Regions from separate parts of the Homo sapiens genome. Here region 1 is linked to region 2. A link is an interaction called in ENCODE POLR2A ChIA-PET data of the cell type or tissue named here. Cell type or tissue: PC-9. All regions are shown on one strand.

Region 1 (2,500 bases), 290 kb before region 2:
AGTAAGTCCTCAAGTCCATGGAAGATTTTAGCTTTCCATGTGAAAGAATCTTCTACAAATCTTTGGCTAGCTGTTTTCACCTCAGAGGTAGCTCAGCCAAGAAGTCTCCTTCCAGATTGTGACCTATTAATTTCTGTGTGTGTGTGGCATCTGGATCTTTTTAAAGCTTCTTAGGCTGAGCCGGGTGTGGTGGCTCACTCCTATAATCCCAGCACTTTGGGATGCCAGGGCGGAAGGATCACTTGAGCCCAGGAATTTTATACCAGCCTGGGCAACATAGTGAGACCCTGTTTCTGCAAAACAAAAAATTAAAAATTAGCGGGGCGTGGTGGTGCATGCCTGTGGTCCCATCCACTAGGGAGTCTGAGGCGGGAGGATCACTTGAGCCCAGGAGGTCAAGGCTGCAGTGAGCTATGATTGCGCCCCTGCACTTCATCCTGGGCAAAAAAGGAGACCCTGTCTCAAAAAATAAAAAATAAAAAAAGGTTAAATGTTTCTAGAAGCAAATCTCTGGTTTGGTGCCTAACATAGTCCAGCATACAGTAGGCGCTCTATCTTTTGCCCTTAACCCTTCTGAGCCTCCCCACCCAGATGCTGTCCTCAAACCCTTTGTCAAAAGAGGTGTCTGGGCAGCTGGCGATGCTCATTCCCCAGGCACAGACTTCTGGGAAGGCAGAGGCCAGTGGCTGGCTGTACGGGTGAGGCCTTGGGCCGCTGCAGCCCTTGGGGACTTGGCCAGTGTCCGGAAGCTGTGGGGGCTGGGTGGCATTTGATGTCCTGGCACCAGCACTGTGACTGGGCAGGCTGTGGCAGTTCTCTTATCGCCCACGCCCACTGCACTTGGGTGGGTCAGCCGTCACAGCCAGCAAGGCTGGCACCCGAAGGCTGCCTCTCCCAATCCTGGCCTTGTCCAACAGCTCAATTTTCCCAATTTTTCTTCCACACCATTGCCGCAACGTTATCTCTGCTTCTCCCAGTACCTGCCAAGGAAAAGGCCTGGGTTGGCTCCAGCAGGGCGTTGGTTTGACTCCTGGCTGTGCTCCTCACCAGCTGTGTGGCCCGAGCAAGCAACCTCAGTGTGCCCGTCGTGAAATGGGATCACACTAATGGTTAGTGGGGATTGGAGAAGTTTTTGTTTTGTTATTTTTATTTGTTTGGTTTTGGTTTTTTAGAGACAGTGTTTTCTGTCATCCAGGCTGGAGTGCAGTGGCGTGATCACAGCTCACTGCAGCCTCTGCCTCCCGGGCTCAAGCGATTCTCCCACCTCAGCCTCCTGAGTAGCTGGGACCACAGGCATGCACCACCACACCCAGATAATATAGTTATTTTTTACTTTTTATTTTCTTTCTTTTTTTTTTTTGAGATGGAGTCTTGCTCTGTCACCCAGGCTAGAGTGCAGTGGCGCAATCTTGGCTTGCCACAACCTCTGCCTCCTGGGTTCAAGTGATTCTCCTGCCTCAGCCTCCCGAGTAGCTGGGACTACAGGCGCCCACCACTATGCCCGGCTAATTTTTTGTATTTTTAGTAGACATGGGGTTTCACCACGTTGGACAGGCTGGTCTCAAACTCCTGACCTCAAGTAATCTGCCTGCCTTGACTTCCCAAAGTGCTGGGATTACAGGTGTAAGCCACTGCGCCTGGCCAAGTTGAAGACTTTGGCTGGGTGTAGTGGCTCATGCCTGTAGTTCAAGCACTTTGGGAGGCTAAGGCAGGAGGACTGCTTGAACCCAGGACTTTGAGACCAGCCTGGGCAACATAGTGAGACCCCGTCTCTTTAAGAAAAATGGAAGAGGGTGGTAGCAGAGTCAGAGGAGGACATGGAACGACGGAAGCGAGGTGGGTTTGATGTGATTGCTGTCTTTAAAAATGGAAGAAGTGGCCAGGAGCCAAGGAATGTGGGCGGCCTCTAGAAGGTGAAACAGACAAGGAAACAGATTTTCCCCTAAAATCTCCGAAAGAAACAGCCCTGCCTACACATCGATTGTAGCCCAGTGAGATGCATTTTGTGCTTCTGTCCTCCTGAGCTGTGAGATAATAAATTTGTGGTTTTTATTTATTATTATTATTATTATTTTTGAGACGAGTTTTGCTCTTGTTGCCCAGGCTGGAGTGCAGTGATGCGATCTTGGCTCACTGCAACCTCTGCTTCCTGGTTTCAAGCAATTCTACTGCCTCAGCCTCCTGAGTAGCTGGAATTACAGGTGCACACCACCACGCCCAGCTAATTTTTTGTATTTTTAGTAGAGATGGGGTTTCACCACGTTGGCCACGCTGGTCTGAAGCTCCTGACCTCAGGTGATCCACCTGCCTCGGCCTCCCAAAGTGCAGGGATTACAGGCATGAGCCACCGCACCCGTCCATAAATTTGTGTTTTTTTAAGCCACCAAGGCATTGGTGTCTTGTTACAGCAACGAAAGGAAATAATGCATTTGACCCTCAAACCACATGGGTGTGAGGGGCACCAACCCCCTGTGAAATTAGAAATCTGTGTATGCCTTAA
Region 2 (2,500 bases):
GAGGTGAAACCCTGTCTCTAGGCTGGATGCGGTGGCTCACTCCTGTAATCCCAGCACTTTGGGAGGCTGAGGCAGGCGGATCACGAGGTCAGGAGATCGAGACCATCCTGGCTAACACGGTGAAACCCCGTCTCTACAAAAAATACAAAAAAAATTAGCCGGGCGAGGTGGCGGGCGCCTGTAGTCCCAGCTACTCGGGAGGCTGAGGCAGGAGAATGGCGTGAACCCCAGGGAGTGGAGCCTGCAGTGAGCCAAGATTGCGCCACTGCACTCCAGCCTGGGAGACAGCGAGACTCCGTCTCAAAAAAAAGAAAAAAAAAAAAAGAAACCCTGTCTCTAATAAAAATACAAAAATTAGCCAGGTGTGGTGGTGCATGCCTGTAATCCCAGCTACTCGGGAGGCTGAGACAGGAGAATCGCTGGAACCTGGGAGATGGAGGTTACGGTGAGCTGAGATTTTGCCACTGCACTCCAGTCTAGGCGACAGAGTGAGACTTAGTCTCAAAAAAAAAAGATACCCCAGCTGTGGCCTGGCCTCAATTGGCCTGAACTCACCACGGCCTCCTGGCTCTAGAGTCTGCTTTTTGGTCACCCTTGCCTGCTAGCCCTGCAGCCTGTCCCCCACCTCTCCAGGCCATGTGCACACAGTCCCCAACATGCGCCGGCTGATGCCGCAACAGTGGTGCTTTTTGGATTTGTCTCTAGAGGCCAACACAGAGGGCCTTTCTGAATCCTGGGGTCCTGCCCCCTTCCGCGGCTCCCATACTGCTCCTCCCCAGCTGAATGGCCGCTTTGGGAGGTGGTTGCTGGCCTTGAGAGGATGCCACAGTGAGTTTCCTGCGGGCAGGGCTGCATCTGTGGCGAGCACTGAATCGCCACTGCTGGATCCAGATGCCTGTGCGTCCCGGGCCCCAAGGCTCCCTTCTACCCTCCTCCTGGGGTGCTGTTCGCAAGCCAGGAGACAGGCTGTGCATTCCCTGCCTACTCAGAGGTGACCCTGGGCCAGGTGTGCGATGGCCCACTGGACCCATAGTAGCAGAGGGAGGGGAGAGGAAGGGAGAAAGTGGGAACAGCATGTGCAGAGGCCTGGGGCCTGGCCCATGTAGGGACTAGAGGGTTGAGTGTGTCCATGGGGAGGGGCCAAGACGGGGAGAGCCATGAGGAATGATGGGCACAGAGCTCAGAGGCTCGGGAGTCTCCTGAACAAAGAGAGGAACACGGCTTAGCTTGTTTTTTTTTTTTTTTTTTTTGGTTTGTCAGTATTTCCCAGGTGTCTTCTGTGTGCCAGGGACTAACTTGGGGATAAAGCTGTGACTTTGAGAAGCTGCCGGCTCCGCGGGCTTTAGCAGCTGCTGCTGTGATGAAGCGATCCACTTGCCCTCAGCCCCGGCATCTTTGGCCCAAGCCCAGCCCTAGCCCTGGCTGGGCACAGCCAGGCTTCACTTGGCCACAGGTCCTGTAGTTGCCTGCCTGGCGCCAGGTCAGAGAGGGACGCCTCAGGCAACATCGGGTTGCCAGGCTGCTTGGTAAACAGGCCTCCCTGGGCCCACTTGCTGTCGCCCAGGTGTGGCTAACAGATCGACAGTATCTCCTGCCCCAGGACGGGTATGAGTGTGGGCACCATGCCAAGGTTGGATGTCCCTTCCTGGGACCCACCCACAGCTGGGAGCACTTTATCTTGGGCCTCTGTGGGTGTAGTGAGGCTGTGAGTCTGGGGCAGTGGCCTGCTGACACCCTCCTGGCAGGGCTCAGGAGGTTCCTCCATGCCCTGCCCTCAGGAGGGCGGCACCTGGCTCCTGGGGTGGGAGAGAGTCTGGCAGGACTGGCTGGGTGTGGCCGGGGAGCTGCCCTTCAGGTCTCATATCTGTAGGCCCTCATACCTGGACTCGTCAGTTAGGAACAGTTTTCTTTTTCTTTTTCTTTTTTTTTTTTTTTGAGACGGAGTCTCACTCTGTCGTCCAGGCTGGAGTGCAGTGGTGCCATCTCGGCTCACTGCAACCTCCACCTCCCGGGTTCAAGCGATTCTCCTGCCTCAGCCTCCTGAGTAGCTGGGATTACAGGCACCCGCCATCATGCCTTGCTAATTTTTGTATTTTTAGTAAAGACGGGGTTTTGCCATGTTGGACAGGTGTGTCTCAAACTCCTGGGTTCAAGTGATCCGCCCACCTCCCAAAGTGCTGGAATTACAGGCGTGAGCCACCACGCCTGGCCCATTTTTCATTTTCTATTGAAACAAAATTCACACCTGTAATCCCAGCACTTTGGAGGCCAAGGTGAGAGGATCACTTGAGCCCCAGGAGTTTCAGACTAGCCTGGGCAACATAGTGAGACCCTCATTTCTACAAAAAAATAAACAAAATTAGCCAGGGGTGGTGGCATGTGCGTGAGGTTCCAGCTACCCGGGAGGCTGAGGTGGGAGGATGTCTTGAGCCTGGGAGGTCAAGAGCTGTTGTTTCATAACATGAAATTAGCCCTTTTACAATGTTGCATAACAATCACC

The links. ChIA-PET counts read pairs that join two places held together with the same protein. Peaks named below come from ENCODE experiments on the same cell type or tissue, not always from the same donor. Only the 100,000 strongest peaks of a DNase experiment are listed, where the experiment ranks them.
Region 1: POLR2A ChIA-PET joins it to region 2 with 8 read pairs; 2 of 35 experiments call an interaction of 5 or more read pairs at or near these places.

The regions. Positions count from the first base shown.
Region 1 is chr19:10,611,908-10,614,407 of GRCh38, forward strand. It overlaps a transcript of SLC44A2 not described here. Among named protein-coding and RNA genes, the nearest start is that of SLC44A2, 12 kb to the right of the region's middle. In PC-9, no CTCF peak of the experiment used is centred here; no DNase peak of the experiment used is centred here.
Region 2 is chr19:10,897,804-10,900,303 of GRCh38, forward strand. All of the region lies in intron 1 of CARM1 (coactivator associated arginine methyltransferase 1), which reads left to right. Among named protein-coding and RNA genes, the nearest start is that of CARM1, 28 kb to the left of the region's middle. RefSeq lists an enhancer at 1,442-2,059. In PC-9, no CTCF peak of the experiment used is centred here; a DNase peak (open chromatin) is centred at 1,548; H3K4me3 peaks cover 490 bases; H3K27ac peaks cover 1,687 bases.